6 separate regions of the Homo sapiens genome follow, and regions 2, 3, 4, 5 and 6 are each linked to region 1. A link is an interaction called in ENCODE POLR2A ChIA-PET data of the cell type or tissue named here. Cell type or tissue: Panc1. All regions are shown on one strand. Links, peaks and the distances in the headings refer to the core of each region. The heading gives the core; the rest is flanking DNA.

Evidence for each region. Peaks named below come from ENCODE experiments on the same cell type or tissue, not always from the same donor. Only the 100,000 strongest peaks of a DNase experiment are listed, where the experiment ranks them.
Region 2: POLR2A ChIA-PET joins it to region 1 with 19 read pairs; 17 of 35 experiments call an interaction of 5 or more read pairs at or near these places.
Region 3: POLR2A ChIA-PET joins it to region 1 with 10 read pairs; 29 of 35 experiments call an interaction of 5 or more read pairs at or near these places.
Region 4: POLR2A ChIA-PET joins it to region 1 with 15 read pairs; 29 of 35 experiments call an interaction of 5 or more read pairs at or near these places.
Region 5: POLR2A ChIA-PET joins it to region 1 with 12 read pairs; 29 of 35 experiments call an interaction of 5 or more read pairs at or near these places.
Region 6: POLR2A ChIA-PET joins it to region 1 with 13 read pairs; 11 of 35 experiments call an interaction of 5 or more read pairs at or near these places.

Annotation. Positions count from the first base shown.
Region 1 is chr19:39,530,411-39,535,392 of GRCh38, reverse strand. It overlaps EID2B (EP300 interacting inhibitor of differentiation 2B), which reads left to right and starts at 2,541. Exons shown (of 1, transcript NM_152361.3): 1 at 2,541-4,406. The coding sequence starts at 2,591. The coding sequence ends at 3,076. It also overlaps the pseudogene CRIPTOP7. In Panc1, for the core only: no CTCF peak of the experiment used is centred there; DNase peaks (open chromatin) are centred at 2,502 and 3,082; H3K4me3 peaks cover 2,299 bases; H3K27ac peaks cover 2,088 bases.
Region 2 is chr19:39,478,609-39,483,590 of GRCh38, reverse strand. It overlaps TIMM50 (translocase of inner mitochondrial membrane 50), which reads right to left and starts at 2,753. Exons shown (of 11, transcript NM_001001563.5): 1 at 2,630-2,753; 2 at 1,558-1,708; 3 at 675-706; 4 at 435-456. The coding sequence starts at 2,737. LOC124904718 (a long non-coding RNA gene) reads right to left here and starts at 427. Exons shown (of 2, transcript XR_007067257.1): 1 at 1-427. RefSeq lists enhancers at 2,301-2,350, 2,471-3,065. In Panc1, for the core only: no CTCF peak of the experiment used is centred there; DNase peaks (open chromatin) are centred at 2,318, 2,480, 2,850 and 3,385; H3K4me3 peaks cover 2,550 bases; H3K27ac peaks cover 3,238 bases.
Region 3 is chr19:39,443,321-39,448,302 of GRCh38, reverse strand. SUPT5H (SPT5 homolog, DSIF elongation factor subunit) reads right to left here and starts at 2,721. Exons shown (of 30, transcript NM_001111020.3): 1 at 2,666-2,721; 2 at 2,338-2,499. The coding sequence starts at 2,412. RefSeq lists enhancers at 2,292-2,511, 1,884-2,680, 2,652-2,921, 2,681-3,478. In Panc1, for the core only: no CTCF peak of the experiment used is centred there; a DNase peak (open chromatin) is centred at 2,752; H3K4me3 peaks cover 3,658 bases; H3K27ac peaks cover 2,987 bases.
Region 4 is chr19:39,437,766-39,442,747 of GRCh38, reverse strand. No RefSeq gene overlaps it. Among named protein-coding and RNA genes, the nearest start is that of RPS16, 4.3 kb to the right of the region's middle. RefSeq lists an enhancer at 4,594-4,982. In Panc1, for the core only: no CTCF peak of the experiment used is centred there; DNase peaks (open chromatin) are centred at 2,307 and 4,037; H3K4me3 peaks cover 314 bases; H3K27ac peaks cover 3,453 bases.
Region 5 is chr19:39,428,275-39,433,256 of GRCh38, reverse strand. RPS16 (ribosomal protein S16) reads left to right here. Exons shown (of 5, transcript NM_001020.6): 5 at 1-120. It overlaps PLEKHG2 (pleckstrin homology and RhoGEF domain containing G2), which reads right to left. Exons shown (of 19, transcript NM_022835.3): 19 at 4,842-4,982. Among named protein-coding and RNA genes, the nearest start is that of RPS16, 5.2 kb to the left of the region's middle. RefSeq lists enhancers at 1,694-1,813, 4,559-4,982 and a silencer at 4,494-4,788. In Panc1, for the core only: no CTCF peak of the experiment used is centred there; DNase peaks (open chromatin) are centred at 652, 756, 1,251, 2,296 and 2 weaker places; H3K4me3 peaks cover 1,366 bases; H3K27ac peaks cover 3,798 bases.
Region 6 is chr19:39,395,666-39,400,520 of GRCh38, reverse strand. MED29 (mediator complex subunit 29) reads right to left here. Exons shown (of 4, transcript NM_017592.4): 4 at 1-3,064. The coding sequence ends at 2,822. Among named protein-coding and RNA genes, the nearest start is that of MED29, 6.7 kb to the right of the region's middle. RefSeq lists an enhancer at 2,151-2,200. In Panc1, for the core only: no CTCF peak of the experiment used is centred there; DNase peaks (open chromatin) are centred at 1,739 and 2,680; H3K27ac peaks cover 2,123 bases.

The DNA of each region.
Region 1 (4,982 bases), core at 678-4,677:
AGGCTGAGGCAGGAGAATTGCTTGAACCCAGGAGGCAGAGGTTGCAGTGAGCTGAGATCGTGCCACTGCACTCCAGCCTGGGTGACAGAGCGAGACTCCATCTCAAAAAAAGAAAGAAACACTGGACTTGGGTGCAGTGGAGATATGGCTGACTTTCTTTTGAAAAAAGAAGTCGTTTTTTGGGAGAGGGCAGGGCAAAGAAGTAAGAAGTTGTTGATACTGTAAGGAAATGTTAGAGACCATTTTGGAAATATACTCATTATTTTAAGTAAACTAACAAATGATCATCTTTCATTGTAGCAGCAGCTTTTACTGGTCATGAAATTTGCATGATATCTAAAATGGTATTTCTGGAAATAGGTCAGTGTCAATTAATAGTAACTTTGTATAGAAAGGCAGATGCCAGCTAGCATAAAAGTGGTACATGCAGACGGTGGTAGTTCTGGAGTCCTGGAAGCCATGAGATGCTCATCCATCACAAGGCCATCACAGCCAGTAAAATGCCTGAGGAAAGCAGCAGAGCTGGCCGTGCCAGCATTTACACAGGGAACACTTCTTGGGCAGCCAGGTGTCATGGAGCACAGACCCACAGTTCTCTTTGCACACATCGTGCTCACAGTTCCATCCATAGAAGGACGGGGGGCAGGCACAAAAGGACCCCAATGCAGGTTCCCCCATTCAGGCAGCAGGTTCTGCTTAGCTCCTTACTGTCCTGTATCCCCATGGGCAGCACACGCTGGGAAGACTGAGGCCGAATTGCAGGCTCCTCCTGGGGCCGAATGCTGTCATTTCTGAAGGCCAGGTCTCCCTGAGATGGACACGCAAGTTCCTGATGACCCAGCCCAGCAACTAATCCCAGTTCAAAGGCTTCAAAATGGCCATGATCCAAATCACACTGGAAGAGAAGCAGGCCATCTTCCTGCAGTCCATAGCTCTGTTGTTGTCCCCTTGAAGTTACCTTCCAGAGAAGTCCTTTCTTTTGTCTTCTGTGGAATATCACAAATGTGCTTTTTGAAGCATATATGTCACATGTAGGAGAACTCCATCTCTCCAAGAGAACTGTAGAAACAAAGTAAGGTACACGTGAGTCAGAATGATTTCCAACCCAATCAGCTCCCAGACACGACCTGTGATAGGTCAGAATTTTTAGATGGATCCTCCTGAAGTTCAATTGCCAGCAACTCTCATATTTGGATTCCAGCTAAATTCAAAGGATTTTTTTTCGAGACAGGGTCTTGCTCTGTCATACAGGGCTGGAGTGCAGTGGTGCAATCATAGCTCACTGCACAGTCCACCTACCAAGCTCAAGTCATCCTCCCACCTCAGCCTCCTGAATAGCTGAGACTACAGGTGCACATGCCACCATGCCTGCCTAATTTTTTTTTTCTGTAGGGACAGGGGTCTCACTATGTTGCCCAGGCTGGTCTCAAACTCATGGGCTCAAGCGATCCTCCCACCTTTGCCTCCCAACTTGCTGGGATTACAGGCATGAGCCACTACACCCAGCCACAGCTGACTGATTTTAAATGGAACATAGACTTTCACGTTTTGGGTTATCATCAGGATCAGAGCTAGCCACACAGAAAGGCTAACCATATCATTAGAGAGTTGGGGCTTGGAGCCATGTGATATCAGGTAGGAGGCTGGAGATTGACTTCAACAAAATGGACGATGGTTTAATCAAGCATGCCTAGGTAGTAAAACCCCAGTAAAAACTCTGGACACCAAAGCCTGGGTGAGAGTCCTATGTTAGCACTACCCCCACACTTATTGCCACACATGGACGACAAAGGGTAACACATCCCTAGGAACACAGGAACTTCACATTTGGAACCCTCCCCATCCCAGATTGTGCCTTATACATCTCTTCTAATCTGTGTCCTTTGCCTGTAATAAGCATGACTGTGAATATAACAGATTTCAATGAGCTCTGGGAATTATCAAACCTAAAGGTGGTTTTGGGAAACCCCCAAACTTCCAGTGTCAAAATATTACTTACAGGCCAGGCCGAGTGGCTCAGGCCGGTAATCCCAGCACTTTGGGAGGCCAAGGCAGGATGATCACTTGAGTCCAGGAGTTCGAGACCAGCCTGGGCAACATAGTGAGACCCAATTTCTACAAAAAATAAAAAATCAGCTGGGTGTGGTTGTGTGCACCTGTAGTTCCAGTTACTCCAGAGGCTGAGGCAGGAGGATGGCTTGAGGCTGGGAGGTCAAAGCAGCAGTAACCGAGATCGCACCACTGCACTCCAGCCTAGGCGACAGGGCGAGACCCAGTCTGAAAAAAAAAAAAAAAAGACAGGAGCTGGAAAATGACCGTATAAGGAACTTTACATTAATACTGAAGTGGTTGTAATTTAAGATACCGCGCAGTCCGCAGGTCCTCAGGCGCTCAGAGGACCAGAGGCGGCTACAGACGTAATGGCTACTCAGGACCGCTAGGGAACGCTAGAGGATTGGCCACCGTGCTTACGCATGCGCACACTCTGGCACGCACAGCGTTTACGCGCTCACTGAGACTCGCGCATGCGCAGGTCTCGCATACAGCAGTGCAGTGCCGTTATTCCAGTCTCCGTAGAAACGCTGGGACTATGGCGGAGCCGACTGGGCTGTTGGAGATGTCCGAGCTCCCCGGAGATAGCAGTGTCCCACAGGTGGGCACCGCGAGTGGCGTCAGCGACGTACTGCGGGGGGCAGTCGGCGGCGGGGTTCGGGTGCAGGAGGCTCGGGAAGGCCCAGTGGCCGAAGCTGCGCGGTCCATGGCGCGGATGCCGGGCCCTGTGCCCGGGCCCATCCCCAGCAGCGTCCCGGGCCTGGCCTCCGCGCCAGACCCCCATCAGCAGCTCGCTTTCTTAGAAATTAACCGGCAGCTGTTGTTCCGCGAGTATCTGGATGGTAGCTCCATGATTCCGGTCAGATTACTACGGGATTTCGAGGAACGCCGCAGGCTGTTTGTGGAAGGCTGCAAGGCGAGGGAAGCAGCCTTTGACGCGGATCCCCCGCAGATGGACTTCGCTGCTGTCGCGTTTACGGTAGCGCTGACTGCCTCCGAGGCCCTCAGTCCTCTGGCCGACTGAGTCGGCTGTGATGATGACATTGGTGGCAAGGAATAGCCAAGTGACCCTTTTGGGATCAAAAGAACAGGCAGGCTGTGCCAGTTTAGTTAACTCAGTCATTAGGGGGAATGCAAACTGGAAGGGAATACGGCAATGTGCAATTGAAGGAGGAAGCACACTCCGAAATGGAAACAGACAAGACTGTTGAATCTTGTTTTCTTTCTTCTTTTTTAGTATTATTTAAATAGAGAAGGGAGTCTCGCATCCCTAGGCTGGTCCCGAACGCTTGGACCCGAGCGATCCTCCCGCTTCGGCCTCCCAAAGTGCTGGGATTACTTTACAGGCGTGAGCCACCGCGCCCGGCCGAATCTTGTTTTCAAACAGGTCCCAAGACACTTCTGACTTAGCACTTTGTTAGCAATGCATTTTCCTGCATTTGTGAAGAATCCTTCATGACTTTCACCATAAAGGATGGTTTTGCAAAGATATGAGAAAAAAAAAATGCCAATAACAGAACCCATAGAAATGAACCTAAGTGATGAAAGAAAACAAAGAAATAGAGTTGTCAGGAATCCAGGTGTACCTGAGTTACTAGGATTGGAAGGCTATTGAGAGGACTTTGAAATTTCACAATTTGTGGTCATGTCAACAAATCCTAGTGTAAGATTCATATTTGTGTTTTCTGAGGTACTTTAGATGAACAGTAAATATTCAATAGAAAAAACCACGTATTATATGATCAGTGTTTTCAAGTCTATGTGAAATTGGGTAGGTGTGGAATAAACTTGTTTTTTGTTAATTTTAAGCTTTTTATTTTATTCTAGAATATGTATTCTATTCACAAGACTCAACAAAAAAAAGTATCGGCCGGGCGCACTGGCTTACGCCTGTAATCCCAGCACTTTGGGAGGCCACGGCGGGTGGATCACCTGAGGTCAGGAATTCAAGACCACCCTGGCCAACATGGTGAAACCCCATCTCTACGAAAAATAAAAAATTAACTGGGTGTGGTGGCACGCGCTTGTAGTCCCAGCTACTCGGGAGGCTGAGGCAGGAGAATCACTTGAACCTGGGAGGCGGAGGTTGCAGTAAGCCGAGATCACGCCACTGCACTCCAGCCTGGTCAACAGAGTGGGACTCCGTCTCAAAAAAAAGAAAAAAAGTATCAAAAGATGCTGTGAGAAATCTCTCTTGTTGCTGTCCTTTGCCAAACTCAGAACTATTCCATGCAGGTGCCATTGCTTGTGGCTTGGAGTTTTGTTGTTGTTTTCTTGGTTTTGCTTGTTTTTTGCTTTTTCACTGTACGCCTTTCAGGTTTTCTAATGCATATGCAAATAAACATCAATCTAAATATTGTGCATTTTCCCTTTTAATATCAAGGTAGTTAACTTGCATCACGAGGTATAAATTTTTAAAAATATAAAATCAAGGTAACATATTGTATACCTCTATCAGCATCTTGGGTTTTTTCAGTTATATATGGAGAGATTTATATATCAGGGTTTTTTTTTTCTTTTTTTATATATAGAAACAGAGATGGGGCCTCATTATGTTTTCTAGGCTTGTCTCCAACTCTTGGCTTCAACTGTTCCTCCTGCCTCGGCTTCCCAAAGTACTAAGTGCTGGGCGTGAGCTACTCCACTGGGCGTTTTTTTTTTTACAACTACAATGTAAAGCCTTATCTTAGTATAATGAACTAGACACCTTTTGGACATCTGGGTTGTTTGCAAAATGTTTTAACATTTTCTATGCATTTATACGTGTTTACTCGTTTTCCATAATACACTGTTTTTTTTTTTTCTTTTTGAAACAGAGTCTTGCTCTGTCACCCAGGCTGGAGTGCAGTGGTGCAATCTCAGCTCACTGCAATCTCTGCCTCCTGGGTTCAAGTGATTCTCCTGCCTCAGCCTCTGGAGTACCTGGAACT
Region 2 (4,982 bases), core at 373-4,372, 51 kb after region 1:
TCCAATTTGTCATCTACTTCACCACCAAAAGCTGGTTAACCAGAAGGGGAGAGAGGAAGGCGGCATAGTTTTGAAAATGAGCCTAATGGGGTAGGGGCTCGAGGGGGATGGGGAAGGAGTTGGGAACCGCAGATGCTTGGTCTAAGGCACAGGAACCCATGTGTCTGGAGATAGGCCACCCTGTGTCCCCAAGCCCTCCCACCCAAGGCTCCAATCCCCCATCTGTCTCTGACCATCTGCTCGGGGCTGAGGGGCCAGGGAAGTGGGCTTGGGCTTTGTAATGTCCCTCCCCACAAAGCCATCCAGCTGCTGGCTCCCCCACCTCCCCAGTGGAAGGAGGAGGGGCCGGAGACACCAGATGGGGAGAGAGACATCCTTACAAATGACAGAGTTGAGAGGGTCAGGGACTCCAGAATCTGTGCTTGTTTACTCACCATTGTCGAACTCATCAGGAATCTGGGAGGTAGAGAGAAAAATGGAAGGTTTAGGATGTCAGAGGCAGAACCCCATCACATACAGAAAAGGAATCTCCAGGACCCCAAGAGGAACAGGCAAAGGTCACTGGGAAAGAAAGGCTCACTCCAGACCAGCAATGTGCCTGAACAGACCAAAGGGGACCCCTCTCACCCACAGACTAGGACTCCTGGCAAGGCCTCGGTCTCTTTCCCCCTCACCTTGGCACCATTTTCGTCCACCGGGTTGTTTCCTGCAAGGGAGACCAGGATGAATATGAGGAATTAGGGCCCAGTCCCCTGGGTCCCGAGGGAGGAGTGGGATAAGGGGCCTGGACTCCTGGATCTGAGGAAAGAGAGAGGCACAGCCTCCTGGAGTCAAGCCAGGAGGGGGCTGGGAGCCAAGATTCCTGGGTCTTTGAGAGAAATGGGGCTGGGGCTAGGTCTTTTGGGTCTGTGGGATTTTTTTTTTTTTTTTTGAGACAGAGTCTCGCTCTGTTGCCCAGGCTGGAGTGCAGTGGCACGATCTCGGCTCACTGCAAGCTCCGCCTCCCGGGTTCACGCCATTCTCCTGCCTCAGCCTCCCGAGTAGCTGAGACTACAGGCGCCCGCCACCACACCGGGCTAATTTTTTTTTGTATTTTTAGTAGAGATGGGGTTTCACCGTGTTAGCCAGGATGGTCTCCGTCTCCTGACCTCGTGATCCGCCCGCCTCGGCCTCCCAAAGTGCTGGGATTACAGGCGTGAGCCACCGTGCCCGGCCGGGTCTGTGGGATTTAAAGTAACTAGTGGGAAGGCTGGATTTTTGGCTGCTGAGGAAAGACAAAGTTTAGGAAGCTGATCCAGGCCTATCCTTCCCCATCTTCCCCTCTTTCCTTTATCCTGGTACAGGAACCAACTAGAAAGACTAGAACCTTAAGGAGTGGAAGGGAGAAGAAAGAAGACTTCCCTGGTTTTCAAGGTAGGTGTCTTATTTGGCTGCCCTATTGAGGAAGGAGCCAGGGAATGAAGACGAGAGAAGCTGGTAGTGGGCAAGAGTGGGAGGTTCCACAGTGGACCAGGGAGGCCAAGGAACAAAACTGGGGGACAGGGATATGTCCCTCACCAAAGATATAGACGACGCTCACAGTCCCACCAGCTCCAAGCAGCCCAGCAAGCCAGAGCGCAACTTTTTTGGCATAGCTGGGACCCTCTGAGCCCGGCTGCTGCTGTGGCCCTTGCGCCTTAGTGCTCCCGCGGCTCCCGATCTCTGCGGCCTGCGGTTGAGAAAGGGGAGGTCAGCCAAGAGAGAAGAGAGGTCAGGATGGTCCCCACCCTCCAGTCCAAGAAGAATCAAGTTCAGGAGCCAAGAGGCAGACACCCACAGAGCCCTGGACATCTGTGTCCCTGGAGTAGCAGTCAGGATGTGGGGCTGCTCAGAGGGTCAAAACCAGACTGTCCCGCACCAGGATGCCAGGAGTTTTAAAAGCTAACAGGCCAGGTGCACAGGATCCTGAAGGCAACAGGACTGGAGGGTCTGCAGCCCAGAAAAGCAAAGCACGGAGAATAAGGGATGGGAGGGCCTAAACACTGGGATGAGAGGGAACGGAGGGCACAAGTGGTGGGGGAAGGGGTACAGACAGAACCGGGAGTTACGACGTCCGGCTGCTTGGGGCTAAAAGTAGCAGAGTTATAGGGTAAGGGATAGGAGCGGAGGCGGGGAAGGGCAATCACTTGTCTGGGGCTTGGGGAACTAAGGCACAGAAGTGATAGACTTGGAGGTCAGAATGGCTGGGTCTCTGTCAACATGGAGGCAAGTCGAATTGGAAACCCAAACGTCTACCTCGCCACCACCAACGCCACAGAGAAAATAACTCCCACGGCCAGACTGGGACTCCAGCGTCCCAGGCCCCTCCTGCTCAAGTATCACCTGAGTGGTCACTGAAACGGGGAACGGTAACCCCCTCCTCCTCCGGCACCCACGTGGGTGGGAGGTGGGGTCTAAGGACACACCTGGATTCCCAGCCTCCAGCCTAGGGGAGCAACCACCCAGGAGGTTGGGAAGGGCCCCAAAACACAAGCGGCGTTTCATTCAGCACCCTGAGGTGAGGCGTCCCGGAACCCCCAAGGGGCGGCGATATGTCCGTAACTCCAGGGAAGGGACCCCACATTCAGAGGGCCACCCTCGTTCCGCTCACCTGATCTGGGGCCCGGCGGGGCGGCGTCGCCAACCTCGTGCACAGTCCCCGCGAGCCGAGCCGGAGCCCGCTTCGCAAGCGCGAGAACACCGCTGCCGAGGCCGCCATCTTGCGCTGACGCCACGCGGCCCCGCCCACTCGCTCCCTCTTCGCCCGCCCCGGGCCGGAGCTACAGCCAATGGAAACGCGGGGGAGGGGCGGGTGGACGGAAGCCCGAGAGAGACCAAAGGCATCGGGCGGATTGCCGCAGGCGCGTTTGCTTCTGACTAGTCTCCTGGCTGACCCTGGGGGCGACAACTGGGATTCAAAGTCATCTGGACCACGCCCCCTTGGGCCTTGCAGAGCGCCACCGCCCCTGCAAAGGACGCAGCGAAGGAAGGGATCACACTTATTGCCCAGAGATAAAGCTGAGGCCATAATGAAGGGAGTCAGTGGCTGCCTGATTTGTCCAAAAAAATAGTCACGAGTCAGGCCGCTTGTCTCACCGTGTAAGGCAATCGGCCCTCACCTCCCAATTGTCTGAAGGGATGGGTTGCCCCTCCACACCTGTGGGTGTTTCTCGTTAGGTGGAACGAGAGACTTTGGAAGAGAAAAAGACACAGAAACAAAGTATAGAGAAAGAAATAAAGGGGGCCCAGGGGACCAGCGTTCAGCATACGGAGGATCCCTCCAGCCTCTGAGTTCCCTTAGTATTTACTGATCATTCTTGGGTGTTTCTTGGAGAGGGGGATGCGTCAGGGTCATAGGATAATAGTGGAGAGAGGGTCAGCAGATAAACACGTGAACAACGGTTCATAGACAAGGTAAAGAATTAAATGCTGTACTTTAGATATGCATACATATAAACATCTCAGTGCCTTACAGAGCAGTATTGTTGCCCGCATGTTCCACCTCCAGCCCTAAGGCAGTTTTCCCCTATCTCAGTAGATGGAACATACAATCGGGTTTTATACCAAGACTTGCCCAGGGACGGGCAGGAGACAGATGCCTTCCTCTTGTCTCAACTGCGAAGAGGCGTTCCTTCCTGTTTTACTAATCCTCCTCAGCACAGACCCTTTACGGGTGTCGGGCTGGGGGACGGTCAGATCTTTCCCTTCCCATGAGGCCATATTTCAGACTATCACATGGGGAGAAACCTTGGACAATACCTGGCTTTCCTAGGCAGAGGTCCCTGCGGTCTTCCGCAGTGTTTGTGTCACTGGGTACTTGAGATTAGGGAGTGGTGATGACTCTTAAGGAGCATGCTGCCTTCAAGCATCTGTTTAACAAAGCACGTCCTGCACAGCCCTTAATCCATTTAACCCTGAGTTGACACAGCACATGTTTCAGAGAGCACGGGGTTGGTTATAGAGAACCCCGTCATCTATAACAGGGTATGGTTATAGATTAACAGCATCTCAAGGCAGAAGAATTTTTCTTAGTACAGAACAAAATGGAGTCTCCTATGTCTACTTCTTTCTACACAGACACAGTAACAATCTGATCTTTCTTTTCCCCACATTGTCAGAAATAGACATTGAGGCCCAGAAAACGACCTGAAAAGCCAGCCCTCGAAAACTCTTCTGGCCAGGCGCTGTGACTGACACCTATAATCCCAGTGCTTCGGGAGGCCGAGGCAGGAGGATCGCTTGAGGCCAGGAGTTTGAGACCACACTGGGTAACATAGCAAGACTGCAATCTCTATTTTTAAAATTAATAATAATAGGCCGGGCGCAGTGGCTCATGCCTGTAATCCCAGCACTTTGGGAGGCTGAGGCAGGCGGATCACCTGAGGTCAGGAGTTTTGAGACCAGCCTGGCCAACATGGGGAAACCACGTCTCTACTAAAAATAACAAAAAAAAAAAAAAATTAGCCAGGCATGATGGCACGCGCCTGTAGTCCCACCTACTGGGGAGGCTGAGCAGAAGAATCGCTTGAACCCAGGAGGCAGAGGTTGCAGTGAGCCTAGATTGTGCCACTGCACTCCAGCCTGGGCGACAGAGGGAGACTCCGTCTCAAAAAAAATAAAATAAAAATTAATAATAAAACTCTTCCTCACGTGGAGCTGGGAGGCAGAATCTGTTTTCTCTCCCATTCCTTCCTGCCATGATTTTCTATAAAGGACTGGAGAGCCAACCATTTTACCTGAGGCTCAGCCAAAGAACAGCAGTATCTGGCTGTACAGGGCTTGAGTGAGAAACGAATTAGAGGCTATAGATAAGACACCACGAACCTCCCTTAAATTGAGTGGAAGAAAAATCAGATCCTGTTTATGTAAACTTTAAAACCAAATACCAAGGTAGTAAAAATACAAATTCAAGAAAGGGAAAGACACAAGGAACTCGGCCCTCCTGGTTACTTCTGGGGGAATGG
Region 3 (4,982 bases), core at 466-4,465, 87 kb after region 1:
AGGTCACAATAAAGATTGGCAATCAAATGTCCACAGAGGATAAGCAGGCAACATAAGTGACTGGGACAAGTCACCCGAAACACACAGCACTCTCCATCTACCAAACGTTTTCCAGAACACAGCCACATGAAATCTTTTCCTTTTCTTCACTCTGCCACAAGGCAAGCAAGAGGACAAATGGCAACTAACATATCCTGGGAACTGGAGAAAATTCCCAGCTGTATAAGTAGGGCAGCCACTCATCAAGCAAACGGCTGCTCTGCAGAACAACTCTGTGTCCCAGGGTGCCAGCTCCTTCCATTTCCCCAGAAAAAGAAATCTTAATCTTTATGTTAAATCTCCCTCACAAGCATTGGCAACTAATTTAACAGCCAATTTAAGTTTCTGTGCATCAAACAAGGGATCTATAATCACCCTGTCATCTGTTTACTGGTTTGTGATTGCTACCTACTAAATGTCAACTCCAAAAATGCAAAGATTTCCTACCAGACACCTGAGAAGTAAGTGGAACACAGTAGTAGATGCAAACACTGATTTGTTCAACAAACAAATAAAACAAAAATAAGTTTAAAAGGTGGATAATGGGCTTGGTGCAGTGGCTCACGCCTGTAATCCCAGTACTTTGGGAGGCCAAGGAGGGTGGATCACCTGAGGTCAGGAGTTCAAGACCAGCCTGGCCAACACAGTGAAACCCCGTCTCTACTAAAAATACAGAAATTAGCCTGATGTGGTGGTGCATGCCTGTAATCCCAGCTACTCGGGAGGCTGAGGTTGCAGTGGGCTGAGATCATGCCACTGCACTCCAACCTGTGCAACCTAGTGAGATGCTGTCTCAAAAAAAAAAAAAAAAAAGATAATGGCAAATAAAAGAACATTTGAAATCAGAAATGCCCCAGGAAATGTTGGTTTTTTGGTTCCTGGAACAGAGGTACAACAGACCCAAAGCCAGAGTGATCCTTTCAAAACATTAGATCACATCTTCCACTTGCTCAAACTTTTTCGTGGTTTCATTTTACTCAGTTAAGACCAAATTCCTTACCACAGCCTTCAAGATCCTATATGACTTGGCTCTCATAAATTCTTTGTTGCACTCACTCTGATCCAACCAAAGTGGACCCCCTTTTTTTAGGGGGTGGTGGGGAGACAAAGTCTCACTCTGTCACCCAGGCTGCAGTGCAGTGGCACCATCACAGCTCACTAGACCTTCACCTTCTGGCTCAAGCAATCTTCCCACCTCAGCCTCCCAAGTAGCTGGGACTACAGAAGCGTGCCACCAAGCTCAGCTAATATTTTTATAAGACGGAGTCTTGCTCGTCGCCCAGGCTGCAGTGCAGTGGCGCGATCTCAGCTCACCACAGTCTCCACCTCCCTGGTTCAAGCGATTCTCAGCTTCAGCCTCCCGAGTAGCTGGGATTACAGGTGGGCGCCACCATGCCAAGCTAATTTTTTTGTATTTTTAGTAGAAATGGTGTTTCACCATGTTGACCAGGCTGGTCTTGAACTCCTGACCTCAGGTGATCCACTGTCTTGGCCTCCCACAGTGCTGAGATTACAGGTGTGAGCCACCAAGCCCGGCCTCAGCCAATGGTTTTTATATTTTTGTAGAGACAGGGTCCCGTTGTGTTACCGAGATTGCTCTCAAACTTCTGGGCTCAAGTGATCCTCCCAGCTTGGCCTCTCAAATCCTCGTTAATCCCTGAACACGGCGGACACACTCCCATCTCTGCACCTGCTGGTCCCCCTCACTGGAACACTACACTTCCAGCTAACCACGACTCACTCCCTCACCTCCAACAAGTTTTTGCTCAAATGTCACCCCTCAGACTCATGCTGATGACCCTATTTCAAGAGCAACCAGGACTCTCCATTCCCCTTTTCTGTTCTTTTCTCCAGAGTACCTTCCAGCTTACTATATAGTTTATTCCTTGGCTATATTTATTTACATTCCCGAAGGCAGACATTTTTAAAATCTTTTTGTTTACTGGTGTACCCTAAGAGCAAAGAATTGCGCCTGGTACATAGTAGGCACTACAAATATAGTTATGGAATGACTAGACATAACTAAAAAAAAAAACTAATGCTAAGTGCTTACTATATGCACACAGAGTAAACTTTCAAAACATCACCTGTTATCTCACTGGACCTGACCCATTTCTGGCCTCCAGAACCTGTCCCTTTGCTTGACTTCGACTTGCCTAATTCTCTATCTCTTGAGACAATCTGGGAGTTCCCAGAAGCCAGAGCCCGCTGTGAACCCCTCGAGCCTCCCACAGGGGCCTTTCTGCCCGGAGTCCTGTCCCCAGACGCAATGTCTCCCCCAGCGCCCCAGCCACAGACCTCGGCCTCCTCGCCGTCACTGCTGCGCTCGCTGTCCTCCTCCTCGGAAAAGTTGCTGTCCTCGCTGTCCGACATCTTCCGCTGCTGCTGGGAAAGACAGCAGCCTTGGCGCGTCCCACAATCCTGCGCTCCACCCCGAGCCTCAGTTTCCCCGCTGGTTCCCTGGGAGAAGAAAACCCCTTAGGGCGCTTCCGGCAGGCTCGTTTTGGCAATCGCGAAGCGGAGTGAGGACCCCCTCCTACGCCACATGCTAGACCTCCCCAGTTTCCGAATCTGTTCTCTACACCTCCCCGGCGCCCGGAACTGCCACCTCTGCACACGCACTTACCTCTCGGGCTCCACCTCCGCCTTCGGTACCAGCTGCTGTTCGCACGACGCCTGACTGGGGCTGACGGGTCCTCTCGCGAGAACCTACCCGTTGACCTCGCCTAACACGAGATTTCCGGGGCTGGCACGGGCGACGCACTTCCAGGTCGCCATCTTGAGAGAGGCAGGGCTGGCCTGGGCGGAGTGCGGGGCCGACATCTGCGGAGGGTTAGGAGGGGAAAGGTTTTTTCTACCCGCCGGCTCGGCGACCAGGCTGAAACTCATGTTTGAATTTAGTGAGCCGTTTGTTCGTTAGTCCGGAACACTAGCGCGGTAGGCCAAGCTGCGAGGAGGCGGCGAAATCAGCGAATAGCAAATTATAAAAGAAACAAGGCTTTATCTCCTAGGCCCTCTAAAGCATCCCCAGGAGATCCGTATCCCCGTTTTGGAGAGAACGCTGAAGCTCAGAAAAACTCAGTGGAAAGCGGCAGACCCAAGCCTCCTCGCCAAGTCTGAGTGACCGTGAAGCCCTGGTTTTTCCTTCTTTTTCTTTCTTTTTGTACTTTTTTTTTTTTTTTGGTAGAGTCGGGCTGTTGCCCGGCCTGGTCTCAAACTCCTCTAACTCAAACTAAAAAGCCATCCTCCGGCCTCGTCCTGCCAAAGTGCTGAGATCACAGGCATAACCTGCCGCGCCCGGCCCAAGTCCCTATTTTTCTTTCCAGGCTTCCTAAGTTCATTTAAAGGCGAATTTATCTATTAGTAATGACGGCTGACGAGTGATGGCAGAGTGGACAGGTGTAATGGAGAGATGAAAAATGAACCTTCGCCTGTAATCCCAGCGCTTTGGGAGGCTGAGGCGGGAGGATCACCTGAGGCCAGGTATTTGAGACTAGCATGGGCAACAAATTGAGACCCCATGTATCCAATTTTTGTGTTTTTTTTAATGTGGTGTGGTGGCGTGTGCCTGTGGTCCCTGCTACTCCAAAGGCTAAGGTGGGAGGATCACTTGAACCCATGTTGAGGCTTCAGTGAGCTATGATTGCACCACTGCACTCCAGACTGGGTAATAGAGACCCTGTCTCTAAAAAAAAAAAAAAAAAAAAATTAAAACTTAAATTTTTAAAAATTGAAAAATTAACCTGATAGGGGAAATTTTAAAAATCAGAAGTCTATGTCAGTCGCGGTGGCTCATGCCTGTAATCCCAACACATTGGGAGGCCGGGGCGGGCAGATTGCCTGAGGTCAGGAGTTCGAAACCAGTCTGGCCAACATGGTGAAACCCCGTCTCTACTAAAAATACAAAAAAATTAGCCGGGCGTGGTGGCATGTGCCTGTGATTCTAGCTACTCGGGAGGCTGAGGCAGGAGAATGGCGTGAACCCAGGAGGCGGAGCTTGCAGTGAGCCGAGATCGCGCCACTGCACTCCAGCCTGGGCGAGAGTGAGACTCAGTCTCAAAAAAAAAAAAAAAAAAAAGAAGCCTCAGGACACATTGGTAAAATTTCTCACATAAGTATGACACACCTGGGCCGGGCGCGGTGGCTCACGTCTGTAATCCCAGCACTTTGGGAGGCCGAGGCGGGTGGATCACGAGGTCAGGAGACCGAGACCATCCTGGCTAACACGGTGAAACCCCATCTCTACTAAAAATACAAAAAAAAATTAGCTGGGCGTGGTGGCGGGCGCCTGTAGTCCCAGCTACACGTAAGGCTGAGGCAGGAGAATGGCGTGAACCCGGGAGGCCGAGCTTGCAGTGAGCCGAGATCGTGCTACTGCACTCCAGCCTGGGCAACAGAGCTAGACTCCATCTCAAAAAAAGAAAGGATTCTCCACCGGGCGCGGTGGCTCACGCCTGTAATCCCAGCACTTTGGGAGGCCAAGGCAGGCGGATCACCTGAGGTCAGGAGTTCAAGACCAGCCTGGCCAACATGGTAAAACCCTGTCTCTACTAAAAAATACAAAAATTAGCCAGGTGGCGTAGTGGCGCACACCCGTAATCCCAGCTACTCGGGAGGCTGTGGCAGGAGAATCTCTTGAACTTGAGAGGTGGAGGTTGCTGTGACAAAAGAGCAAGACTCCGTCTCAAAAAAAAAAACAACAAGAAAATAGGATTCTACATATTAAATCGCTACAGACACTGCTGCAGAAAGCCATTCCCTGCAGAAAAAAGAGGGCACAGTCATTTCCCCAGCCATGGAAGTTTCTTCCTTGGTGGATCCGTGGTTCTGAACTCAACTCTGGTAGCACATCAGAATACTTGAGAATATTTTAGAAAGAAAGAGTTGCATAATAGCCCTAAACTGGAAACACAAAAATTAGGGCCGGGCGCAGTGACTCACGC
Region 4 (4,982 bases), core at 702-4,701, 93 kb after region 1:
CTGGGTGACAAAGGGAGACTCTGTCTCAAAAAAAAAAAAAAAATGTCAGGTGTGGTGGCTCATGCCTATAATCCCAGCACTTTGGGAGGCCAAGGGGGGAGTATCGCTTGAGCCAGGAGTTCAAGATTAGCCTGGGCAATAAAGGGTAACCCCATCTCTACAAAAAATACAAAAATTAGCTGAGTGTGGTGGCATGCGCCTATAGCGCTAGCTACTTGGGGGACTGAGGTGGGAGAGTCACTTGAGCCTGAAAGATCGAGCCTGCAATGAGTTTTGATCATGCCACTGCACTCCAGCCTGGGTGACAGAGTGAGACCCTGTCTCAAAAAAATATATGGGCAGATGCCAAGTTACAGCCTGTGCAGCATAGTGAAACCCTGTCTCTAAATAATAATAAAAATAATATAGATGCTCAGGCTTCACCAGAGACCAATTATCAAATTATCTGGGCTGGGGTCTGGCCATCAGTATTACTTGAAAGTTCTCCAAGTGGTGGGCTGGGCACGGTGGCTCACGCCTGTAATCCCAGCAGTTTGGGAGGCTGAGGTGGGCAGATCACAAGGTCAGGCGTTCGAGACCAGCGTGACCAACATTGTGAAACCCCATCTCTACTAAAAATACAAAAATTAGTCAGGTGTAGTGGCGCGTGCCTGTAATCCCAGTTACTCAGGAGGCTGAGGCAGGAGAATTACTTGAACCCAGGAGGTGGAGGTTGCAGCGAGCTGAGACCATGCCACTGCACTCTAGCCTGGGCAACAGAGTGAGACTCTGCCTCAAAAACAGAAAAGAAAAGAAAAGAAAGTTCTTCAAGTGGTAATTTTTTGTAGCCAGGGATGTAGGGATGTGAACCACAGGACCCTCCCTGTTCTCAAGGTATAGGGATGAGGTTAGAGAATACCTGTGCACTTCTCTGTCCCTTCCTGGAAGAAGAGAGAAGAGTATCTAAAGGAGGGTGAGAATGGGGGCAGGTGGGGCAATTTATCCAACTCCCTGCCCAAGAGGTCAGAGACTTCAGATCGCACCTTACTTTCCTCCTTCTTAACTCTTCCCCTTGGCTACTAGGGCTCCAGGTGGGGTCCTCTGGCCTAGAGGGAAGAAAAGGCTTAGGGTTTGGCAGTTGGAGCTGAAGACTATTCCCTCCCTCTCTCTACCCAGCCTCTCTGGGTGTACCTGGGAGCCCATGTCCTCCAAAGCTCAGGCTGTGGTAGGGTGCCAAGCACAAGCTCCCTGTAGTAACTCCAAGAGGGGGACAGGTCTCTGGGGATGTCCTTCACAGGACAGGCAAGGGCCCTGGCTGGCCACCCACAGCCGGGACCCCAGGAGATCCAGCAGGTACTGTAGCTGGAACACAGCAGTTCCCATAGATGGTCCCTCCTCAAACCCAATCACAGACAGCTCCAACCTGGAGCAGCCTAGAGTCTCAGCAGGACACACAGTAGGGACAAAGTGACCTGGTATCTATGGGTAAGGGCATGAGTCCAAGTCCCCACTCCCAAGATTTCTTATCTGTGTCCTGGAACAAACCCCTTCAGTTCTCTGGGCCTCAGTTTCCTCATCTGTAAATAGGGCTCTGGATAATCCCAACCGTAAGGCCTGACACTATCCCATGCTGTACTTATGTGCAAGCTAGAAAAAGACACTCAGCTGGGCACAGTGGCTCATGCCTGTAATCCCAGCTCTTTGAGAGGCCAAGGCAGGAAGATCACTTGAGCCCAGGTGTCCAAAACCAGCCTGGGCAACACAGCGACACCCCATATCTACAAAAAAAAAAAAAAAAAAAAAAAGGTCGGGCACGGTGGCTCACGCCTGTAATCCCAGCACTTTGGGAGGTTGAGGCAGGTGGATCACGAGGTCAAGAGATCGAGAACATCCTGGCCAACATGGTGAAACCCTGTCTCTACTAAAAATACAAAAATTAGCTGGGCATGGTGGCACATGCCTGTAGTCCCAGCTACTCGGGAGGCTGAGGCAGAAGAATTGCTTCAACCCAGGACGCAGAGGTTGCAGTGAGCAGAGATCACGCCACTGCACTCCAGCTGGCAACAGAGCAACACTGTGTCTCAAAAAAAAAAAAAAAAAATTAGCCATTAGCTATTTGTGGTGTCACGTGTATGTGGTCCCAGCTACTCTGGAGGCTGAGGTGGGAGGATTGCTTGAGCCTAAAAGGTCAAGACTGCAGTGAGCTGTGATTGTGCCACTGCACTCCAGCGTAGGGGACAGAGCAAGACCCTGTCTCAAAAAAAAGAAAATAAAAAGACCTTCCTTAAGTTCCTTCTACCTTCTAAGTCTTGATTTTATTAGAACAAGATACTTTACTGCCATCTGCCGCAAGTTGGCAAATATGCAAATCTACAATATCCAGCCTGTGAATATAGTACTGTCTTTGTAGATGTGGGATCCTTGTGCAGTGTACAACATTCACATCCATACATGGTGGTCCTATCTATCTTATAGGATTGGTGTACAGAGTAAATAAGCTAACATACTTAAAGCATTTAAACCAATACCTGGCACAGAGTAAACACTATTTACATGCAGCTGTAGTCATCATCATCATTTGTTATTATATACCTCCCTATTCTAGGTGTTGGAGACAGCAGTGAGCAAAATATATCTGTCAAGGCTAGGGGCTGGGTCAGGAGATAGTCCCACTACTTCCTCCCCGCAACATATTCATATGGTCACACAGCAGCCCTCACACATGGAGACCACTGAATTCTCTCAAAACCTGCAACTGCAGAAAGAAGCGAATGCAATACTCACTGAGAGATCATCTGGGGTGTAGAGGGTGTCATCATTTTTGTTTTCCTACAGTTCAGGGGTAAGGAGGAGAATCAGATCTTGGAGGGAAAGAGGCTGACCCTTCCTCAAACACACCCCCTACCACGCCCCATCAATTGGCCCACCCCGTCTGCTGGCTCTGCTCCCCACTCGCTGGTATCTTCAGAGGGCTGCAAGGAAGTAAAAAGGCTCCCTCCAGCAGAGGGGCGGGCGTTCCTAGGCCCTCCCAGGGCTGTACAAGCAGGAGGATGATCCACAGAAGCAACATGGGCACCTTGCTCACTCCCAGGCCTTCTCTGGTGCTTGGCCTGGGGTTCTGGAAGAGAGAGGTACAGGAAGGGGGAGCAGACTGGAAGGCTGAAGTGGATGAGGGGAACTCCCCCGCCACCCCTCATCCCATCCCCTGCTTGCTCCACTCAAGCCACAGATAATTCAGGGAGTGTGCCCATAGAGGCTGGGGAAAGATGGTGACCCCAAAGTCAGGAGGGCTTAGGTCAGAGCGCTCCCTGACTCCCAAGCTCAGGGACGATACGAGACTTAGCAAATGTGTGAAGATCAATCTGGAGAGACGAGAGAACCTGAACTCCCCTGCCCAACAGGCCCTTAAGACAGTGCAGGCTAGGCCAACCGCTGTGGCTCACACCTGTAATCCCAGAACCTTGGGAGGCCGAGGTGGGCGGATCACTTGAGGTAAGGAGTTCAAGACCAGCCTGGCCAACACGATGGAACCCTGTCTCTACTAAAAAATACAAAAATTAGTGGCCAGGCACAGTGGCTCACACTTGTAATCCCAGCACTTTGGGAGGCCGAGGCAAGTGGATCACTTGAGGTCAGGAGTTCAAGACTAGTCTGCCCAGCATAGTGAAACCCTGTCTCTACTAATAAATACAAAAATTAGCTGGGCATGGTGGTGCATGCCTTTAATCCCAGCTACTTGGAAGGCTGATGCAGGAGAATTGCTTGAACCCAGGAAGCTGACGTTGCAGTGAGCTGAGATCAAGCCACTGCCCTCCAGTCTGGGCGACAGAGCGATACTCCATCTCAAAAAAAAAAAAGAAAAATTATTAGTCAAGCATAGTGGTGGAGGCCCGTGATCTGGGCTACTCAGGAGTCTGAAGCAGGAGAATCTGTAATCTCAGCTACTCCAGAGTCTGAAGCAGGACAATCACTTGAACCGGGGAGGTGGAGGTTGCAGTGAGCTCAGATTGCATCACTGCATTCCAGCCTGGGTGACACAGACTCTATCTCAATTTAAAAAAAAAAAAAGAAAAAGTACAGGTAGAATGTGTGCATCCTCTCATCTGCCTGTGTCTTCATTGGAAAACACCTGTGCTAGCCTTTATCTGTGTCTGCAAGTGAATATTTGAGGTCTCTGCTCTATTTATTTTATTTTATTTATTTATTTTTGAGACAGAGTTTATTTATTTATTTATTTTTGAGACAGAGTCTTGCTCTGGCGCCCAGCCTAGGGTGCAGTGGCGACATCTCAGCTCACTGCAACCTCCGCCTCCCGGGTTCAAGCGGTTCTCCTGCCTCAGCCTCCCTTGTGGCTGGGATACAGGCACCTGCCACCATGCCCAGCTGATTTTTGTATTTTTAGTAAAGGCGGGGTTTCACCATGTTGGCCAGGCTGGTCTTGAACCCTGGGCTCGAGTGATCCTGCTGCCTTGGCCTCCCAAAGTGCTGGGATTATAGGTGTGAGCCACTGCACCTGGCCTCTGTCTCAAGTATTTTGGAAACATCATGCCTGCCTTTATCTCTTTTTTGTCTGAGGGTTGGCCTCTCTGCCTCTAAATCTGTCACTGGGCTTGTTTTGGGGGTCCATCTCTTGACTGTCCTGGTCTCTCCCTTTTCTCCTCCTCTTCTCCCTTGGCCTTTCATCTTTCTCTTCTTCTCCACTTGTGCCTACATTTCTTTGGGCTGTGTCTGTGTCCCTCCCGGTCAGCCTCTGGGTACTTCCTTCCTCCCTCCCAACAGCCCCCTCCCCCCTCACCCTTTTAGAGCTGGACTCCGGGCTGGCTTTTCCCTCTGGCCCCAGACCTGCCCTCCAGTGTCTCCCTGTCTCCACCCTCTTTGGCAAGGTGCACCACGACGCCCTTTTGAACCCTGGATCCCAGACCCTGTACTGCCAGAGAAACTGAGGCAACTGTGGGCTCCCTCTAGCTCTGAGAGAGGAACCTCTTCGCTGGGGAGACTCTTGA
Region 5 (4,982 bases), core at 99-4,098, 100 kb after region 1:
AACTCACTTGTATAATAAACAGTTTTTGAGGGATTTTAAAGTTTCAAGAACTGTGTGTGGCCTTATGTGTTGGTATTGGATGTTTAACCAGACAGAAATCAGTAAACATCCTGGACCTATTGCCAGTCTGGATTTTGACCCTCCCCAGAAGTGGTCGCGCTGGGCTTGGTGTGGGTGAGTGGAAGCAGAAGGCAGGGGGTCTCTGTCTCTACACCTCCAGTAGAGTCCAGTGTGCAGGCAAAGCTGAGATGGCAGTCGTTTGGGGCCATTAGTGGCTGCAGACCTTGGCGGATATATGGCTCATCCTTGTGGATGTCTATTTTTTTCAAGCCCAGCCTCCCAAATAGCTTGGATTACAGGTACCCACCACCACGCCATGCTAATTTTGTATTTTTAGTATCGATGGGTTTCACTGTGTTGGTCAGGCTGGTCTCAAACTCCTGACCTCAAGTGATCCGCCTTCCCGGGCCTCCCAAAGTGCTGGGATTACAGGCGAGAGCCACCACCCCCAGCTGAATTTTTGTTTTTGTAGAGACAGGTCTCACTATGTTGCCCAGGCGTGGTCTCCTGACCTCAGGCAATCCTCCTGCCTCATCTTCCCAATGTGTCCAGGTTACAGGTGTGAGCTACCATGCCTAGCCAATAATCTTTAATACAAAGAAAACAAGGAGAGTCGGGCACGGTGGCTCACGACTGTAATCCCATCACTCTGAGAGGCCAAGGCTGGTGGATTACAAGGTCAGGAGTTAAAGATCAGCCTGGCCAAGATGGTGAAACCTCATCTCTATTAAAAGTACAAAAATTAGGTATGGTGGCAGGCGCCTGTAATCCAGCTACTTGGGAGGCTGAAGGAAAGAATTGCTTGAACAGGCGCCTGCCACACCCAGCTAATTTTTTTTTTTTTAAGTAGAGACAGGGTTTCAACATGTTGGCAAGGTTGGTCTTGAAATCCTGACCTCAAGTGATCACCCGACTCTGCCTCCTAAAGCGCTGGGATTATAGGCGTGAGCCACTGCACCCAGCCTAATTTTTGTATTTTTAGTAGAGATGGGGTTTCACCATGTTGGCAAGGCTGGTCTTGAACTCCTAACCTCAAGTGATCCTCCTGCCACAGCCTCCCAAAGTGCTGGGATTACAGGCATGAGCCACCATGCCGAGCCCAAAGTGGCATTTTGGACAGGTAACCGGGCTGTGGAAGACCCCAGGTTCTTTTTTTTTCTTTTTCTTTTTTTTGAGACAGAGTTTTGCTCTTGTATCCCTGGCTGGAGTGCAATGGCGTGATCTCGGCTCACCGCAACCTCCGCCTCCCGGGTTCAAGCAATTCTCCTGTCTCAGCCTCCCGAGTAGCTGGGATTACAGGCGCCTGCCACCTTGCCCAGCTAATTGTTCTATTTTTAGTAGAGACGGTTTCACCACGTTGGCCAGGCTGGTCTGGAACTCCTGACCTCAGGTAATCTACCCGCCATGGCCTCCCAAAGTGCTGGGATTACAAGTGTGAGCCGCCACACCTGCCCCCCCCCCCCCGCCTTTTTTTTTTTTGGAGACGGAGTCTTGCTCTGTCACCCAGGCTGGAGTGTAGCTGCACAATCTCAGCTCACTGCAACCTCCGCCTTCCGGGTTCAAGCAATTCTGCCTCAGCCTCCTGAGTAGCTGGGACTACAGGCAAGTGCCACCACACCTGACTGATTTTTGTATTTTTAGTAGAGACGTGGGTTTCACTATGTTATCCAGGCTGATCTTGAACTCCTGACCTCAGGTAGATCCCCCTGCCTTGGCCTCTCGAAGTGCTGGGATTAACAGGCGTGAGCCACCGCGCCCGACCTAGAGCCCAGGTTCTTGACTACTAGTTTAGGTTGTCACAGATCTGCTCAAGAGGCCCCATCTCTACCCTGTGGCCCCTCAACATGAGGAGCTAAGGAGTCAGGGTGGCCGCTTGTGGGAAAAGCACAAGAGGCTGTGGGACTCAAGCGGTGCCTGACAGCCTGGAGGAGTCAGGTGGACTCCTTGGGGGAGAGGACATGGGAACCAGGGTCTGCTGGCCGGTAGGAAGAGTAGCCAGGGAGACCATGTCTGTGATGAGTTGTTTTCGGGTGTCTGTGGCCTCAACTTGCTCATTCACTTTCCTTGAACACCTGTGCCGGGCCATGTGCTCGTCATGGGGCACTGAGTGACCACAGCCCTCTTCCCCCTCCCAAGGAGTCACAAATGACGCAAGGGTTGCTGCCGGTGCTGGAAGAGGAGTTGGGCTTCAAAGCACAGTGCATCCTCAGCGTTTTGTATAGGTGCTTGGAAACGGACTTAAGCAAAACAAGCAGATCCTGTAATAACAGTCCTTTAAACAAACTGGTTTCCTTATACGTCGTTTCGCTTAAGGTCACGGTTTCCCAGAACCTATTGATGACGTTAAGTGAGGACTTCGTTGAGTGGCTAATGACTCATAGGAAGCGAGTGAACTTCATTGTTTGGGGAGCGCAGAGATTTCTACTTCCTAGTTCCAGCCTCTGCAGCCAATAGGGAAGTCCCGCACCTAAATGCTCAGGGGGAATGTTTTACAACTTGAGATTTTCTGTCCACTTGCCCACTTTCTATGTATCTACCCTAGTTAATACAGTAGCCAGTGCTCAGAAGCCATGTATGGCTACCAAGCGGGGCTGCACATATTAGAACATTTCCGTCATCAAGGAAGGTTATATGGGACAGCACTGACACAGGATACATAAAATGAGTCGGGGGCTGGGCCCAGTGGCTCACGCCTGTAATCCCAGCACTTTGGGAGGCCAAGGCAGGTGGATGGCTTGAGGTCAGGAGTTCGAGACCAGCCTTGCCAGCATGGCGAAACCTGGTCTCTACTAAAAATACAAAAAAAAAAAAAAAGGCTGGGCATGGTGGCGGGTGCCTGTCGTCCCAGCTGTTTGGGAGGCTGAGGCAGGAGAATGGCTTGAACCCGGGAGGTGGAGGTTGCAGTGAGCTGAGAGATTGCACCACTGTACTCTGGCCTGGACGACAGAGCGAGACTCCGCCTCAAAAAAAAAAAAAAAAAAAAGCCAGGCGTGGTGGCTCACATCTGTAATCGCAGCACTTTGGGAGGCCAAGGCGGGTGGATCACCTGAGGTCAGGAGTTGGAGACCAGCCTGACCAATATGGTGAAACCCCGTCTTTACTAAAAATACAAAAACTATCTGGGTGTGGTGGCGTGTGCCTGTAGTCCCAGCTACTCAGGAGGCTGAGACAGGAAAATTGCTTGAACCCTGGAGGTAGAGGTTGCAGTGAGCTGAGACCTTGCCGCTGCACTCCAACCTGAGCCACAGAGCAAGGGTCCGTCTCAAAAAAGAAAAAAGGCCAGGCACGGTGGCTCATGCCTGTAATCCCAGCACTTTAGGAGGCCGAGGTGGGTGGATCACGAGGTCTGGAGTTTGAGACCAGCCTGGCCAACATGGTGAAACCCTGTTTCTACCAAAAATACAAAAAAATTAGCTGGGCGTGGTGGCACTCGCCTGCAATCCCAGCTACTTGGGAGGCTGAGGCAGGAGAATCACTTGAACCCCAGAGGCAGAGGTTGCAGTGAGCCAAGATCGCACCATTGAACTCCAGCGGCAGAGGTTGCAGTGAGCCAAGATCGCACCACTGAACTCCAGCGGCAGAGGTTGCAGTGAGCCAAGATCGCACCACTGCACTCCAGCCTGGGCAACATAGGGAGACTCCGTCTCAAATAAATAAATAAATAAAATAAAAAGTAAAGGAGTGGGGGGCCGGGCGCAGCAACTCGTTCTTGTAATCCCAGCGCTTTGGGAGGCAGAGGCAGGCAGATCACTTGAGGTCAGGAGTTCGAGACTAGCCTGGCCAACACAGTGAAACCCTGTCTCTACTAAAAGTACAAAATTAGCTGAGCATAGTGGCACGTGCCTGTAGTCCCAGCTACTCTGGAGGCTGAGGCAGGAGAATCGCTTGAACCCAGGAGGTAGAGGTTGCAGTGAGCTGACATTGCGCCACTGCACTTCAGCTCTGGGCGACAGAGCAAGACTCCTCCTCAAAAAAAGAAAAAAAAAGAAAAAGTAAAGGAGTGGGGTTCATGGAGCATCAGGTAGGTGGTTGTTGGAGGTGGCCACATCCCTGTGAGGTTGGTGACACAGGATGAGAAAACTACCCTAGTGGCAAAATGTTTTGCGGCTCGCCAAGTTTTGCATCGCAGCCAGAGTTAACTCCGGTTAACTGGTTTAGCTGGCATTAACCTAAATGTCCCAGAGAGGACAGCAGGCACCATCCTTATCCTTTCGGAGCCTGATTTAGCTGTAGCTCTGAGGAGGACTGGGCTCAGAACCAAGGTAGGCCAGCAGGAAAGGTATTCCTGAGAAGGCGACAGAGCTGGGGCTGGGAAGCAGCAGTAGGAGTTGGGCGGGAGGGAGGAATGGAATTCACAGATGCCAGGAGGAGGGGTGGAGGCAAGCCTGGCGCCCATGGTTTTCCCAGGGGGTCCAGAGACCCCCTTATTGAGGCTCCTGGCTCTTTCCCAGAGGCACAGCTGGGACACATCTGGACTGGAAAGGGGCTTGCCTCTCCTTCCCAGCTCCAGGCCTTGGAGTAGACAGGCCCCTTCTCCCTCCCTGCCTCCTCGAATACCGGGAATTCCGACGCCGCTGGGAGCCTGGGCCAGGCTGAGAACTTTCCTTCAGCCGGGAATGTGCAGCTGGGGCGGAGGAGGGGAGCGTCGGCTGCGGTCCTGACCTTGGGGAGGCTCCAGTGGAGTGGATCACTCCAGGCTGAGGAGTTCACCTCCGTCACCACGGGGCCCCCGGGACACAGCCTCGGCCCTGGTGTACAGTAGCCAGTCAATAAACAGTAAGTGAGCAGAAGCCAGCAGCTAATATTTATTGAGCCAGGCCCTGTGCTGGCAACTGTGCTCAGCTAATTATCAGAATCCCCTGAGGTGTGCACAGTACCAGGCCACAAGCCTCATGCGGGCAAGGCAGTGTTCTCTCATGTAT
Region 6 (4,855 bases), core at 856-4,855, 140 kb after region 1:
TTCTCCATATGCAGATGTTACATTTCATGTGTTAGATTTGCTAAGTATGATTTAATTATACATTTCCATTTTTTGATCTTCAACTTAATTACACTTAAAAAATGAGTATTTTGCTGGTGTAAACACCTCCACTTCTTTTTTTAAAAAAACAGGGTCTCCATGAACCAAGCTGGAGTGCAGTGGTGCGATCACAGCTCACTGCAGCTTCAACCTCTCAAGCTCAAGGCATCCTCCCACCTCTCAGCCTCCGAGTACCTGGGAACCTGGGCACGCACCACCACACCTGGCTAATTTTTGAATTTTTTGCAGATAAGGGCTTTTGCTATGTTGCTCGGACTGGTCTTGAATTCCTGGGCTCAAGCCATCTGCCTGCCTGCACCTCCCAAAGTGATGGGATTACAGGCCTGGGCCACTGTGCCTGGCCCCAACATCTCCACTTCTGATCTCATTTTTCTGTTTTCTCACCATCTGATATATTTTACTTTTGTCACATTTACTGTCTCTCACTAGAACATCAGCTCCACAAATACAGGCCTTGGGCACAAGATACCCAATGTGTTTGCTGAGTGCAACTCAGTGGTGCCCACCTCCGCCCTGTGCCTGATAGATGTGTATCCATCACCCCACCACCCACTGAGTGCCTCTGTGGGCTCCCTGGGTGTGGTTTTAAGCATTGGTAGGCCCTGTATCATGGGTGCTGGGCTATCAGGCCCCCCCACCTGTGTGTGATGTTGTGTTGACACCACCTGGGAGGGCCGACAGTCCCTCAGTCTTGTGTGTGCGCTCATGGACCGACATCTCCACCACTGCTGGTGGGCTCTGTTGGGGAAAGGGTTAGTTGTCTTCAGTTGTATGCAAGATAACTGCATCATGTTGGGTGGGACTATGACTATGTTATCGTACTTATTTGGAGATTAAGTGTGGTTAAGGAGATGTGTGAGGGTGCCCAGATGACAAGGACTAGATGGTCAGTTTTTTATTTTTTTTGAGACAGAGTCTTGCCCTGTCGCCCAGGCTGGAGTGCAATAGTGTGATCTTGGCTCACTGCAACCTCTGCCTCCCAGGTTCAAACGATTCTCCTGCCTCAGCCTCCCGAGTAGCTGGGACTACAGGTGTGTGCCACCACACCCGGCTAATTTTTTGTATTTTTAGTAGAGTCGGGGTTTCACCGTGTTGGCCAGGCTGGTCTCGAACTCCTGACCTTGTGATCCGCCCGCCTCGGGCTCCCAAAGTGTTGGGATTACAGGCGTGAGCCACCGCCCCCGGCCCGATGGTCAGTTTTATGTGTCAACTTGGACGGGCTACAGTCCCAGTTATTCAAACACTCATCTAGCTGTCGCCATGGAAGTGTTTTGTAGATGTGATTAAAGTCCATAATCAGTTGACTTTAGATAAGGGAGATTATCCTACAAAATCGGGGGATTGGGTAAAAAACTGATTCAATTAGATAAATGGGCAAAACTGAGGCTCCCCTGAAGGAGAAATTCCTCCTAGGGACAGCGCTTCAGCCTTCCTTCTTGCCCTACATGCTCGGGCACTTCAAGGAAGAATAAGGGGAGGAATTTCCTGGGACACACAGCTGGCCATTTCCCAGTTTTCCAGTGTGGGGACTTGGGCTCAGCGTGAATCACAGAGGTATCCATGGTCCTAGGGTTTCCTTGCAGACGTGGGGTCCAGGACAGGAGGCCATGGAGTGCGAATGTGGGAACCATGGCACAGAAGATACTGGGTGGGGCAGTTCTCCAACCAGGCTGAGTCACTTGAGGCTTTCACACCCCAACATCTGAGCCTGGGCTGGTAGCTCCGCCCTGCACTTGCTCAGGCCTGAAGGCTGAGGCTGAGCTTCCTGAAGCTTCCAGGGAAGCAGGGAGTCTGAGGGGGCACTCCCTCCTTGAAGCCCCCTCCCCAGTGCCTGCTTCCCGGAGCTGGGGCTCAGGCGCCTGGGTTCTTCCCCAGGACTGATGATTCACCCCGGCTGGGGCCTTTTCACTTCTCCTTTGGGGCTAAAAATACTGGGACCCAGGCATCCAGCTGGGCCAGCCTTGCCACAAATTGCACAACGCCCCTCACTCAAGTTCCGCTGACGCAGGCTTGGGTGGGGGCCTGAGTTGCTCCCTGCTCAGACCTGTGGAGCTCAGAGCCTGGGCCCCTCCACTGCTCCTCTCCTAGGCCAAGGACCCTGGGGTCTGGGCTGACATGCGAGCCGCTGGGGGACTCTGGGCTTGGCTGTGGCCCCTGGAAATGAAGTCCCTTCCCTTAGCCCCAGATAACCCAGGGGTGCTGGCCCCCTGCATAGACACAGAGTCCCAGTTAGGAGCTGGGGATAGAAGACAGCTAAAGGGGACTAAGAGAGAGAGGTCAGAGTGAGAGAAATAGGACCATGGGGAGAAACACATTAACAGGAACAGAGAAACAAGGGAAAAAGAGACAGGATGAGAGAGACACAACTGTAATAGAGACACAGAGGAGTGGCACACAGAGACCACCTCCCAGCTGGAGACAGTCAGGAAGGACTGAGGGAGAGGGGACAGCCAGGGCTCCACACCCAGGCAAGAATGGGGGAGGGCCTGTGGAACAGAGAAGTCATCAACACACACAGTTCAAAGTCTACCCTAGGCTAGGAGGGGGAGCAGGAAGAAGGGGCAGGGACGCAGGGGCCCGGCCTGCGAGCTCCCTGTTGGCCTCTGCTGCCCCCTGCTGGCTCCCGCTGCGGTGCTCAGGCAGGAAGAGAGGAGGCTGCTGTGTTTAGGCCCAGGACGCTCTTCATTCCCTTTGCACACCACCCACCAACCACTGCCTGCCCCACTCCCTGTCCCCCACTTCACAGAGTGCCCCCAGGGCCAGCAGGTGGTGCGGGTGTCTTGCCCGTGACCTTGTTGGCACAGTCCAGCAGGGCGGTGTGAATGTCCTTGGCACAGGAAATCTGGGCTTTGATGACCGCCAGGTACTGTGGGTAGGGGAGGCTGTCAGGCTGCACTGCGTCGGGCTTGGTGGCTGTGGGCACCAACGTTGGAGAGTGCTTGGCACTGTCACAACTCTGTGACAGGCACTCATGCGCCAGGCGCTGTGGACAGGCAGGCAAGGGGACAGCATCAGCTCCACCCGAGGTCATTCTACCCCACCCCAAGGGCCAGCTGGGGGTTGTCGGCTTGGCCTCTGGATTTCCCAGGTCTTAGAGTCAGAGGTTGGCCCTGCCAGTCATTTGCTGGGGAACCTGGGGGCATGGCGGCTACTCTTCTCTGAGCCTCAGTTTCCTCCTTTGGAAAACGGGTTTAATAACCACCTCTTCCTACCTCATAAGGTGAGAACAGTGAGAGCAGGTGTATGAGACACAGGCACGGGTCCTGGCACACTGTTTAAAGTGCCAAGAACTGTTAGCTACTATCATTGTTACTGCCCTGGCTCCAGGCCTGGTGTTGGCAGTGGCATCTCACCCCTGGTTTTCTGCCTGCTTCTCTGGCTGCTCTAGGTACTACTTTCTTTTTTTTTTTTGAGATGGAGTTTCGGTTTTGTTGCCCAGGCTGGAGTGCAATGGCACGATCTCAGCTCACTGCAACCTCCGCCTCCCAGGTTCAAGTGATTCTCCTGCCTCAGCCTCCCGAGTAGCTGGGATTACAGGCACCCGCCACCACACCCGGCTAATTTTTTTTTTATTTTTAGTAGAGACAAGGTTTCACCACATTGGCCATGCTGGTCTCAAACTCATGACCTCAGGTGACCGACCCGCCTCAGCCTCCCAAAGTGCTGGAATTACAGGCATGAGCCACCGCGCCCAGGCTTTTTTTTTTTTCTTTTGAGGTGGAATCTCGCTCTGTTGCCCAGGCTGGAGTGCAGTAGCACGATCTTGGCTCACTGCAACCTCTGCCTCCTGGGTTCAAGTGATTCTTCTGCCTCAGCCTCCAGAGGAGCTGGCACTTCAGGTGCATGCCACCAAGCCTGGCTAATTTTTGTATTTTTAGTAGAGACGGGATTTCACCATATTGGCCAGGCTGGTCTCGAACTCCTAACCTCGTGATCTACCCGCCTTGGCATCCCAAAGTGTTGGGATTACAGGCATGAGCCACTTGTGCCCGGCCCCTTTTTTTTTGGAGACAGTCTCGCTCTGTTACCCAGGCTGGAGTGCAGTGGCGCCATCTTGGTTCACTGCAACCTCCACCTCCCGGGTTCAAGAGATTCTCTTGTCTCATCCAAGTAGCTGGGATTTCAGGTGCACGCCACCATGCCTGGCTAATTTTTGTATTTTTAGTAGAGACAGGGTTTTGCCATGTTGGCCAGGCTGGTCTTGAACTCCTGACCTTGTGATCTGCCCGCCTCAGGCTCCCAAAATGCTGGAGTTACAGGCACAAGCCACCGCGCCTGACCAGCTCTAGGTACTTCTTACACTACCTAAGACGTAAGTGCAGCCATTCCTAGGCCCTGTCTTCTCTCACTGTTCAAGCCCTCCCAGGGCTGTCACACCCACGCACACCACTCAGTTTCCACCTCTGCACTAATGGCGCCCACACTGTCGCTGGCCTCCCCCTGACATTTGTAGGGCCCTTGTACTCCCCAAAACTGCTTCTCCTAGGTCCCTGTTTCGGGGACAGTCCTCCTTTTTTTTTTTTGAGACGGAGTCTCGCTCTGTCACCCAGGCTGGAGTGCAGTGGTGCGATCTCGGCTCACTGCAAGCTCTGCCTCCCGGGTTCATGCCATTCTCCTGCCTCAGCCTCCCTAGTAGCTGGGACTGCAGGCGCCTGCCACCACGCCCGGCTAATTTTTGTATTTTTAGTAGAGACGGGGTTTCATCGTGTTAGCCAGGATGGTCTCGATCTCCTGACCTTGTGATCCGCCTGCCTCGGCCTCCCAAAGTGCTGGG